2 separate regions of the Homo sapiens genome follow, and region 2 is linked to region 1. Evidence: read pairs that join two places in POLR2A ChIA-PET (ENCODE). Cell type or tissue: GM12878. All regions are shown on one strand. Each heading gives the region's core, and the rest is flanking DNA. Links, peaks and the distances in the headings are about the cores only.

What was found. Peaks named below come from ENCODE experiments on the same cell type or tissue, not always from the same donor. Only the 100,000 strongest peaks of a DNase experiment are listed, where the experiment ranks them.
Region 2: POLR2A ChIA-PET joins it to region 1 with 6 read pairs; 13 of 35 experiments call an interaction of 5 or more read pairs at or near these places.

What each region holds. Positions count from the first base shown.
Region 1 is chr17:75,293,078-75,299,204 of GRCh38, reverse strand. It overlaps LOC124904059 (a long non-coding RNA gene), which reads right to left and starts at 3,686. Exons shown (of 2, transcript XR_007065908.1): 1 at 3,562-3,686; 2 at 1,326-1,494. RefSeq lists enhancers at 1,117-1,196, 1,367-1,626, 3,039-3,088, 3,129-3,178, 3,199-3,288 and 1 more and a silencer at 4,479-4,668. In GM12878, for the core only: no CTCF peak of the experiment used is centred there; DNase peaks (open chromatin) are centred at 1,584, 3,284 and 3,734; H3K4me3 peaks cover 2,233 bases; H3K27ac peaks cover 4,000 bases.
Region 2 is chr17:75,359,699-75,365,825 of GRCh38, reverse strand. All of the region lies in intron 2 of GRB2 (growth factor receptor bound protein 2), which reads left to right. Among named protein-coding and RNA genes, the nearest start is that of GRB2, 43 kb to the left of the region's middle. In GM12878, for the core only: no CTCF peak of the experiment used is centred there; no DNase peak of the experiment used is centred there; H3K4me3 peaks cover 458 bases; H3K27ac peaks cover 1,641 bases.

The DNA of each region.
Region 1 (6,127 bases), core at 1,077-5,076:
TCCTGCCTCAGCCTTCCAAAGTGCTGGGAGAGGTAGTCATCCTTGAGTCAGGAACCGTAAATTGTCACGGAAGAAGACGTGGTCTGTGGCTAGGCGCGGTGGTTCACGCCTGGAATCCCAGCACTTTGGGAGGCCGAGGAAGGCAGATCACCTGAGGTTAGGAGTTCGAGACCAGCCTTGCCAACATGGTGAAACTCTGTCTCTACTAATAATAAAAAATTAGCTGGGTGTGGTGGCGCGTGCCTGTAATCCCAGCTACTCAGGAGGCTGAGGCAGGAGAACTGCTGAAACTTTGGAGACAGAGGTTGCAGTGAGCCAAAACCGCTGCCACTACATTCCAGCCTGGGCTACAGAGCGAGACTCTGTCTCAAAAAATAAAAAATAAAAGAAGACATGGTTTGCGGTGGATGTGGGACATGTCAACCCTTCCACACACAGACACCTCTACCTTCACGACAGGGCTGCACTCTGTTCTCTGTGTGCATTTGATGGCAGGCAGGGTGAAGATGGGCTTCCCACAGACACAGCAAAAATTCCTTTTATTTTATTTTTTGAGACAGATTTTCGCTCTTGTTGCCCAGGCTCGAGTGCAGTGGCGTGATCTTGGCTCACTGCAACCTCTGCCTCCCAGGTTCAAGCGATTCTCCTGCCTCAGCCTCCCGAGTAGCTGGGATTATAGGCACCTTCCACCACGCCTGGCTAATTTTTGTTGTATATTTAGTAGAGAAGGGGTTTCACCATGTTGGCCAGGCTGGTCTTGAACTCCTGACCTCAGTTGATCCACCCACCTCGGCCTCCCAAAGTGCTGGGATTACAGGAGTGAGCCACCGCGCCCAGCCAGAAAATTCTTTCTCACAGAAGCTCAGAAACAGGTGATGAGTGAGGAGGCGTGGTCACCCACAACAGTTGATGATCTGGTCAAAGAGAACCAAATGCCGAAAACCACAAAGCTGGAAGCCTTGAGACCCTCCAGCAAACTTGGGAACCCTTCTTCTCTGGCCTGGTATTGACATTTCCTGTAGCCTCTTTTTGGAATTTCCTGTAGCGAAACAACGGAGTTTCGCTCCTGTTGCCTAGGCTGGAGTGCAATGGCGCGATCTCAGCTCACAGCAACCTCCGCCTCCCGGATTCAAGCCATTCTCCTGCCTCAGCCTCCAGAGTAGCTGGGATTACAGGCAGGTGCCACCACGCCCAGATAATTTTTATAGTTTTAGTAGAGACGGGGTTTCACCATGTTGGCAAGGCTGGTTTCAAACTCCTAACCTCAAGTGATCTGCCTGCCTCGGCCTCCCAAAGTGCTGGGATTACAGGCATGAGCCACCTCACCCAGCTAGTTTTTTATTATTAGTAGAGACAGGGTTTCACCACGTTGGCCAGGCTGGTCTCAAACTCCTGACGTCAGATGATCCGCCCGCCTCGACCTCCTGAAGTGCCGGCATTACAGACGTGAGCCACCGCACCCGGCGCCCTGTAGCCTCTTGATGTTTGACTCCCCTGAGAAGAGCAACAGAAGAAAGTCAAAATGGGTAAGAAATCAGCTATTGAAAGTTACTGGACAGTGAATCCTCTCTTTCTTTCTTTCTTTTTTTTTTTTATTTTAGTTTACTGGTGTTTGAGTCATTTGCTGAGTAAATCTGAAAGAACAAAGAAAAAAAGGAACTGTTGCCAAGGTGCCCCTATCTTTGGGGCTTGCAGCCTATCAGAACTTCCTCCAGAATCCTCCATCAGTGGTTGGCTTCTCATTATTTCCTCAGCCCTTTAGCTCTATTAAGTTTTAAAAAATAAAATGAAGGCCGGCCATAGTGGCTCATGCCTGTAATCTCAGCACTTTGGAAGGCCAAGGTGGGTGGATTGCTTGAGGTCAGGAGTTCAAGACCAGCCTGGGCACACCCCGTCTCATTTAAAAATAAAATAAAATAAAATAAAATGATGGAGATTTATATCCATGCAAAAACCTGCACATGAAGGCTTATGGCAACTTTATTCATAAATGCTAAAGCTTGGAAGCAACTAAGATGTCCTGTTTTTTTGGGTTTTTTGAGACGGAGTCTCGCACTGTCACCTGTGCTGGAGTACAATGGCATGATCTCAGCTCACTGCAACCTCCGCCTCCCAGGTTCAATCAATTCTCCTGCCTTAGCCTCCTAAGTAGCTGGGATTACAGGCGCCTACCACCACGTCCAGCTAATTTTTTGTATTTTTAGTAGAGACGGGGGTTTCACTATGTTGGCCAGGCTGGTCTCGAACTCCTAACCTCGTGATCTGCCCACCTCGGCCTCCCAAAGTGCTGGGATTACAGGCATGAGCCACTGTGCCCAGCTAAGACATCCTTTAATAGGTGAATGGATAAGCAAACTGTGTGCTGGAACCGCACAATGAAATGTTATTCCACACCAAAAAGAAACACACTATCAGGCCAGGAGAAATTGTGGAAAAACCTTAGCTGCATATTGCTGAGTGAAAGAAAGCCTGATCCAAGAGGGCAAGAATTCTGATTGATTCACTGCTGAATCTCCAACATCTAAAACAGTGTCTGGCCAAAACAGGCCCTCAATATTTGATGAGTTGTTGTTTTTTTTAAGTCCAGGCATATGGTGGCTCAAACCCTTGATCCCAGCACTTTGGGAGGCTGAAGCGAGGTGATTGCTTAAGGCCAGGAGCTCGAGACCAGCCTGGACAACATAGTGAGACTCCATCTCCATTAAAAAAAAAAAAAAAAAAAAAAAAGGCCGGGCACAGTGGCTCACGCCTGTAATCCCAGCACTTTGGGAGGCTGAGGCAGGTGGATCACGAGGTCAAGAGATCGAGACCATCATGGCTAACACGGTGAAACCCCGTCTCTACTAAAAATACAAAAAATTAGCTGGGCGTGGTGGCAGGTGCCCGTAGTCGCAGCTACTCGGGAGGCTGAGGCAGAATGGCTTGAGCCCGGGAGGCAGAGCTTGCAGTGAGCCGAGATTGCGCCACTGCACTCCAGCCTGGGCAACAGAGCGAGGCTCCGTCTCAAAAAAAAAAAAAAATGCAGATTATATTTTAGAACTGTGGAGGTGCAGAGGCAGCAAGGCTTGACCTACCCTGTAGTCCAACTCCATCTGAACAGATGAAGGAACTGCAGCCCAGAGAAGGAAAGTTACTTGCCAGAGACACACAGCAAGTTGCCTTCTGACTTTCAGGCCTCTTACAGAGAGCTGACCAACTCAGTTAGATGTTAAGAGACTCATTTGCCTCAGAAGCATCAGCTCAAGCAGCTGCTAAATACCAACTCTATTTGGTCAAGGCCAAGGAGATATTTACTCCTTCTTAGGAGGCGGGGGAAGTCCAAAGGAGCTTTTTATAGGCCTCTTTAGGGTAAGTGTTGGTGAAGTCACAGAAGGATTCACTTCCCCAAGCTGACGGGAACCGTTACTTTCTGGTTTCTCTTTTCAGATTTACTAAACATATTTAACTTAAAATGAAATGGCCAAATTTGAAATATATAAAAACTACAATCCGGGTCAGCCCAGGAAAACTAGCATCTACCTCCAGTCTCATCTCATCCCAGCCACCAATTTGCCACCTGACCTTGAGGGACTGCAGGCACATCTCCTAGTCCTTCTGGGCCCCGGCCAGATGAAATGACCTCCATGAATCTTTCCAGTTCTGACCATCTGTGGTGCCCTGGGTCTAAGTCACCCTACAATTAGCCTGTAGTCAAAGGTCCTTCCTGGCTTATCTGCTGATTGGCCTTTGAAGAGGCCCATTCTAAAATGTGGGTTTGCTCTAGTTCAGGAAAACAAAGTAGGGCCAAAGATCTCCTTAGCCAAAGAGATGATCTGGAAAGAGGTTAGCAATCAGTTCACAAACTGACCTGGACAACAGAGATAAAACATGAGGGCTGCACTTGCATGGGGAAATAAGGCAATCCCTAAGCAAGGAGACAGAGGGAGTGAGGGAGGACAGTGCAGCCCGGAAGACCACAGTGAGGGACGCTTTCGACTAGAACAGGAAGTCAAATTTCTTTTTTAGGTTCTGCCCATTATGGGCCAACTTAACATCTTTATTTTTATTTATTTATTTATTTTTGTTTATTTTTGAGATGGAGTCTTGCTGTGTTGTCCAGGCTGGAGTGGAGTGATCTCGGCTCACTGCAACCTCCTCCTCCCAGGTTCAAGTGATTCTCCTGCCTCAGCCTCCTGAGTAGCTGGGATTACAGGTGCCCACCACCACGCCCAGATAATTTTTGTATTTTTAGTAGAGACGGGGTTTCACCATGTTGGCCAGGCTGGTCTCGAACTCCTCACTTCAAGTGATCCACCTGTCTCGGCCTCGCAAAGTGCTGGGATTACAGGCATGAGTCACTGCACCAAGCCCACCTTAACATCTTTTTTTTTTTTGAGATGGAGTCTCACTCTTGCCACCCAGGCTGGAGTGCAGTAGTGTGATCTCAGCTCACTGCAACCTCCGCCTCCTGGGTTCAAGTGATTCTCCTGCTTCAGCCTCCTGAGTAGCTGGGATAACAGACACCTGCCACCATGCCCAGCTAATTTTTGTACTTTTAGTAGAGACGGGGTTTCACCATGTTGGCCAGGTTGGTCTTGAACTTCTGACCTTAGGTGACCCATTCACCTCGGCCTCCCAAAGTGCTGGTATTACAGGCGTGAGCCATCGTGCCCGGCAACACCTTTAACTATCTTTTTCCTGTGTGGACAATGCTTATCATTACTTGCATTGAGTGAAAAAAGAAAAAAGGTCATCATTTTGTGTACACATGAACTGATTTTCAACAAACATGAACAGAGCAGTTTAGTGGAGAAAGAATAGACTTTTCAACAAAAACAGAGTTCCATGTACTAGAACAATTAAATATCCAAGTACAAGAAAAAAACCTTCAATATCTCATACCAAACAAAAAATAACTAAAAATGGATCAGAGACCTAGATGTAAAACCTAAAACTATAAAATTTCTATTAGAAAACATAGGAGAAAATCTTTATAACCTTTGACTAGGCAAAGATTTCTTTGGTAAAGGCCAGGCATGGTGGCTTACACCTGTAATCCCAGGACTTTGGGAGGCCCAGGAGTTTAAGACCAGCCTGAGCAGCATAGGGAGATCCTATGCTGTCTCTACCAAAAATTAAGGCCAGGCACGGTGGCTCATGCCTGTAATCCTAGCACTTTGGGAGGCTGAAGCAGGCAAATCACTTGAGGTCAGGGGTTTCACAATGTTGGCCAGGCTGGTCTCAAACTCCTGACCTCAAGATGACCAACCCAGCTTGGCCTCCCAAAGTGCTGGTACAGGTGTGGGCCACCGCATCTGGCCAGGAACCAATTCTTTTTTGAGACACGATGGCTGCAAACATCACAAAATGACAGACAAGCAGGCATTATGGTGTTCCTCATGGAAATACACAACACCATGTAAGTAGTCTCATTTAAAAAAAAAAAAAAAAAAAAAAAAAACGTTGGCCGGGCGCCGTGGCTCATGCCTGTAATCCTAGCACTTTGGGAGGCTGAGGCAGGTGGATCACCTGAGGTCAGGAGTTCGAGACCAGCCTGACCAACATGGTGAAATCCCATCTCTACTAAAAATACAAAAATTAGCCGGGCATGGTGGAGGGCATCTGTAATCCCAGCTACTCAGGAGGCTGAGGCAAGAGAATTGCTTGAACCCAGGAGGCAGAGGTTGCAGTGAACCAAGATTGTGCCACTGCACTCCAGCCTGGGCAACAGAGCGAGACTGTCTTTACAAAAAAAAAAATCAGGCCAGGCACAGTGGCTCATGCCTGTAATCCCAGCACTTTGGAAGGGCAAAGTGGGCAGATCACTTGAGGTCAGGAGTTTGAGACAAGCCTGGCCAATGTGGTGAAACGTCATCTCCACTAAAAGTACAAAAATTAGCCAGGTTTGGTGGCATGTGCCTGTAGTACCAGCTACTCAGGAGGCTGAGGCAGGAGAGTCGCTTGAACCCTGGAGGCGGAGGTTGCAGTGAGCCAAGATCACACTACTGTATGACTGTACTCCAGCCTGGACAACACAGCAAGATTCTGTCTAAAAAAAAAAAAAAAAAAAGGCTGGGCGCAGTGGCTCACGTCTGTAATCCCAGCACTTCGGGAGGCCAAGGCGGGCAGATCATGAGGTCAGGAATTT
Region 2 (6,127 bases), core at 757-4,756, 67 kb before region 1:
CTAGCCATTCTGTTCATCTTTTTGGTGCTCCTGAGCAACCCCTGGGCACCCACTGGTTATTAATTGTTTCTAACCACTTCTATTTTATCTTTTAATGACTCATTGTACTGGCGGTTTTTTTTCTTTCACTCATTTTCTTTCTATCCCCCATAGTTCCATTGTACTTTCTTTTTTCTTTGTTGTACTTTAATTTGAACTTTTTCGCTTTGGTATAGATTGTACCAGATGTTCCTTTTCAAGTTAAACCAAGCAATCCATTACTACCACAGTTGTATAAGGTGAACCTTTTAAGTCATCTTCTCACCAGAATAACCTGTCCCCATCTAGTCTTCTGTGTTTCACTTTTATTAAAAATGCAAAACTGATTTATTCTGAGTAAAAGAATAGCTGACTTTTCTGTACCATTATTTATAGCAAAGTAGAATTCATTAAAGTAGGATTTAGAATTTCTTGGATATAAAGTTCTGTCCAGGAAGATTTAAATGGTTCTAATTTAGAGGTTTCGGGGTTTTGTTTTTTGTTTGTTTTGTTTTGAGAAAGTTAACCGTAGGAGATCTAGCGTAAGATGAGCCATTCGTTTCTGCCCCCTTGATGGACTTTTCCCACTGTAAACATAAGCCTCTGGGTGGGCAGCAGATGGAGCTGCAGTGGGGTTGGTGTCGGACACCTGCCAGCTTGTGGAGCTCACATATTCTCATTATAGCAATCATTTGATACTAGAACTGCCAGAGAATGTCCTAAAAATAAAGGTGGCCAGTACAAGATTCGTTTGATTTTACTCTTCATGGTCTGCCATTAGAAGTTTGGGTGTTAGGCTCAAAACTACCAAATAAAAACAATTTCGATGTTTTCAGACTGCTCTGTCTTCTGAAAAATGAGAGATGCTTTTTCCCTGTGAGAATTGACCTAAGTAAATAAGTAGTTAGTAGATTTTTTTCCTAAATGGACCTCAAAACACTGCCTTTTTCTGCTTGGCTGGGTTTTTATGTTTGGATAGAATGGAGAGATTAGATTGGGTACTAGATACTTGTCTGTGAAGCAGTTTAGAGTAATCCTGTTATTCTGAGTTCATTGTCCATAATAGTCTTAAATCTGAAATACCTCCATCCCCTACAGCTGCAGAAAATAGACAACCCTAATAGAAACCTGTCAGATGACTGATTACAGGACGTACTGGTCAGAAATAGTATGGACGATGATCTTTGGGGGTCCATTAAAGATGGTATAAAACAACACAGGGAGGGAAGTTTACATAGTGGTTACAGACATGGACTCTGGAATTGGTCAGACCTGGGTTCCGATCCTGCCTCTTCCACTTGTAAGCTCTGTCTCCTTGGGCAAGGTATCTGGTTTTTCTGGGTGGACCTTAGATTCTTCATCTGTAAAATGGTTATAGTACCTATACACCTTACAGAGTTGTGAAGATGAAATGGCCTAATTTGTCATGAATTCTGGTACATAATAAATCTTTACTAAATGTAAGCTGCTGTTTGCTAAAGGAGAGACTAACTCATTTCTCAAACATGTTGAGTGTCTACATAGGTATGTAATAAAACCACAGCCACTACTGTGAAGGATATGGGCTGGCGATTTAAGCCCAGTTGGTTTGAGTTCACTAGTAGAGGCAATGTACAAGGCAGCTTGGTGGCTATGCGTACTATTAATTGGGCAAGGTAATATGGGAGATAGAATATTTTTTGGAACATACTGAGTTCCATTTGGTTATGGTTAAGTTTGTGGTTCTTGTGAGACATAGAGGGAAAGAGATGTATTGGGCTGTTAGATATGCTGGTTTAGGCTGCAGAGATTTGGGCATATCCAAATAGAATACAGGCAGCAATGAAGTTTGTGCAGAGGTTGGCTCTTTCTAAAGTGAAACTGTAGAGTTAGAACAATATCAAAAAGCAAACCTTGAGGAATGCCAAACTTTTTTTTTTTTTTTTTTTTTTTTTTTTTTTTTTTTTTTGAGACGGAGTCTTGCTCTGTCGCCCAGGCTGGAGTGCAGTGGGGCGATCTCCGCTTGCTGCAATCTCCACCTCCCGGGTTCACGCCATTCTCCTGCCTCAGCCTCCCGAGTAGCTGGGACTACAGGCACCTGCTACCATGCCCGGCTAATTTTTTTGTATTTTTAGTAGAGATGGGGTTTCGCCATGTTGGCCAGGATGGTCTCGATCTCTTGACTTGGTGATCCACCCTCCTCGGCCTCCCAAAGTGCTGGGATTACAGGCGTGAGCCACCATGCCCGGCCCGCTAGTTTGCTCTTAAGCTCAGCAAAAATTCAGAGTTGTGATTTAATAAGCGTGAGACTTAGTAAAGCATTTTGTAAATAGAGTATAACATTCCTTGCATTTGTTGTACTTTTGGTTTCCTGAAATAATAGACAGTGTATCTATCACTCTCCTCACCACAATCCACATAGCTTTCCAGAGTAGAAAAGATACTCCATGGAGAAAGTTTAGAAGCAGAAAATGAAATGAGACTGTGTGGAAGTAAAAGTAGCCTATCCTCTGTAACTGATTTTAGAGGTGACCTGTGACCTGGCAGTTCCTTATTTATGAGTGGGTACAGGGCACACATTGACCAAAGAAGATAGTTTAGGTGAGGTGCTACCCTATCTTTGAGAATGGGACTCTTGGCTCTTAAAATTAGAAACCAGGAGATCTATGGGATGGAAAATAGCCTTCCCTTTCCCCCAAATCAAACAGATACACATACTTTGTGACAGGAATAGATTATGAAATATGGTGTCCAGAACAAACTGTCTGCTGGGCTTTTAAAAGGGTTTTATACTTTCTGCTGGGCACCTAGAGCACTTACTCTCCCTTCTGTCTCCTTTTATTACCCACCTCAAGCAGTCATAATTTTTTTCCTTTCCATTCCCTAGGCTTAGCCCTCTTCCTTCCTCTACCCCCAAAATGGGAAAGCCTTTAGTATTTAACTGTAGTACTTTATTTGGCTGTCAGTATTTGTCATATTAGTAATTGGGTGAGCTTGGCTGGAGGTGGGGGGCTGTTCTGCCCTTTTTAAGATTGGCCCACACACCATTGTACTTAGGTACCCACACAGGAGCAGAGCAAGTTGGCTAGATTTTGAATACAAAAGCATGATATTGTGGGTGGGAGCATGTATAGTTTTAGAATTTTTAAAGTAAGGCAAAAACCATGTACCTAATGAGGCCAGTGGAATAAACTTTACAACAGATAGAACTTCTGTTTCTGTTTAACACCCAGCAATAAAAATGCTAAGAACAGGGATAAAGTGAAAATTATTAAGCCCTTGTATCTATTGCTGACTGGTAAAACCAACACATCAAAAAATATCTTTTGGCTCCCAACTTGTTAATAGTTTCTGACTTACGTGTGTTCTGAGTGATTTGGTGGAGTGAATGAGCTAGGTCTTGATTTTTCCCTCAAAGGATTGAAATTTGGTTCTTGGAGGGTGAAAAAACAAAACTCAACTCTTCATGCATAAAGCACAGATAAACAGTACAGTACATAAATATATGTGTATTTTCATCTGTGGTATCAGAATTTCATGAGAAGTGGTAATTAAGGAAAAAATGTCTACAAAGACATGGCGGAGGTGATGATGATTAATAAAAAGACTGAGATATGGGGCTCTCCCCTTTGAGGACCTGTAGGACCTACGTATCTGTGTCCTGGAGAGGCTAGTGGCCCTTCTTTATTTTTCTCATCTCTAAAACTGGGCCTGAGGGTGATGAATGGTGTCACTAGCTGAAGTGCTTCAGGAATGCCAGTGGGTACTCTTAGGATTATTATGGCACAATGTATGTGGTTCTGACACTTAACCAGGAATACAAGCAGTGCTTTACATACTTTCCTTGTATTGGAGAGCCTAGTGGTTGCATTAAACATGAGGGAAAAAATCTGAAAAAATACCAAGTATGACAAGAAATGAATATTATTTTAATAATCCCTTTTTTTTTTTTAATAAAGACACAGACTGGTCTCGAACTCCTGGCCTCAAGCAATCCTCTCATCTCTCATTTTAATAGAGTTGCTCAGTTAGTAATGGACATGTAATGAGCGTAATATATTTTGCTCATGAAATCCTAATGTTTTCAGGGATATTAAAACTTAGTAAATTGGGAAGCTTTTTCCCCCTAGTTTGGTGGGGAGTTTAATGCCCTGCATGCATCACCGTCTCCCCACTCCATAATTTTTAAGGATGGCTCCTCAGACTCTGTGTATGAGTATTTCCCTCATACCATATTTGGTATTTTTGCAAGTAGATAACTTGGTACCTTTGTAATATGATAAGTCTAGATAGATGAAGGAAGTAGTGTTTCCTGATAAATTACGCAGTTAGTTGGTAAGGAGACGATAGGATTTATGATGACATTTTTAGGAGTCAAGTGTTTAGACCCATTTTTCTGAGGATTTCCCTGTCTTTCCCACAGCATAGGAGACCATCTTGTCCTATTTTTCTGTCCTTATACTGCCTGAAGGAAAGATGTGCATTTGGATCTTTGCCACTCTGTAGTTTAGTTTGTTCCCTTGTCCTCGTTTAAGACAGGTTCGCAAAATGTTTTTGAGAACAACACAGACTGGAATTTGAATTGAATTGCACTTTTTCTTTTTATTAGCTGTTTGTGGTCAAGACATCTGACCTCTTTGAGCTCTGGTTTGTTCATCTGTAAAATAAAAGTACTATCTCTGGGAAGGGTTGCCTTTAATACAGGAAGGAAGTGTAACAGGTACACAATATATTGTACCTTTTAAAAGTTTGACTTTAGGTCAGGCATAGTGGCTGATGCCTGAAATCCCAGCACTTGGGAGGCTAAGGTGGGAGGATCGCTTGAGGCCAGGAGTTTGAGACCAGCCCTGTTCAATAGAGCAAGACCCCATCTCTACCAAAAAAAAAATTAAAATTAGCTGGGCGTGGCAGCACATGCCTGTAGTCCTGACTGCTCCAGAAGCTGAGGTGGGAGTTCAAGGCTGTAGTGAGCTGTGTTCACGCCACTGCACTCCAGCCTGGGTGAAAGAGCAAGAACCCTGTCTCAGAAAAAATTGAAAAAAGTTTAAAGTGAAAAAGAACATAGCATCATAGGACTCTTATTTTATAAGGGGATTTATCTGAGGCCCAGAGAAGCCAAGTGGGCAGAGAGCAAGGTGAGCAGGAGCAGCTGGGCCCATGCCACAAGGTCCCTGTGTGTCCTTTTTGCCCCACAAACCTTGCTTTTGTATTAGGTCACTCCTTACTGTACAGACACAAGTGGTAATGATGGTGTTTTGCTGTCCTGTGTGAACTAGTGTTGAGTTTGACCTCAGTTGAATCAGTAGGGGATTACATTTCTGTGAATTCTGTGGAAGCCTTCTAAAATCAGATAATTACCTTGCTTGTATTTGTGACTTCAGTTACTAGGCTTTATGATAGGAATATGGATTGGAAAATACTCTAAAATCCCATCTGGTCCTTTGATTTTTGTGTGTGAAGGGCTTAAAATTACCAGGAATTGTTCCAGACACAGAAAACTAGTTCCTGTTGTCCAGAATTATGTTTCTAAGATAGTAATGGGAGGACTAAACTTGTAATCTGTTGAAAACATATTTTTGAGATTTAAGTTATTGATGCATTTGTTTATTGTGAATAAAAATAAAACAGAGTAAAAAATCATAATCACATTTCCTTGTTTACATTTGGGAGATCGTTTATGATTTCTTTTTAATTTGACTGTTTAAGTATATTAGAGACAAGGTCTCGCCATGTTGCCCAGGCTGGTCTCTAACCCCTGGCCTCAAGCAATCCTCCCACCTCAGCCTTCTAAATTTCTGAGATTACAGGCATGAGCCACCATGCCCAGTCTGTCTTTTTTTTTTTTTTTTTAAGACAGAAAGAACTTTGTAACACACCACTTTTTCCAACAACATTTATCTTTCCAAGACAAGTCAAACACTTATTGAATGCCCTTGAGTATATACCAAGATTAATAGCCGAGGCTACTACCCACAAGTAGTTCAATTTAGTAGAGAAAAGAGTATATTGAGACAGGTATACATGGTTCAGTGGTGGGAAGAAAGTGATTCTTAAATTAGGTCTTGAGTTTGCCATTTTAGGCAGAGAGAACAACATATACAAGTGTGAAAATCATAAAACATTCTGGCAG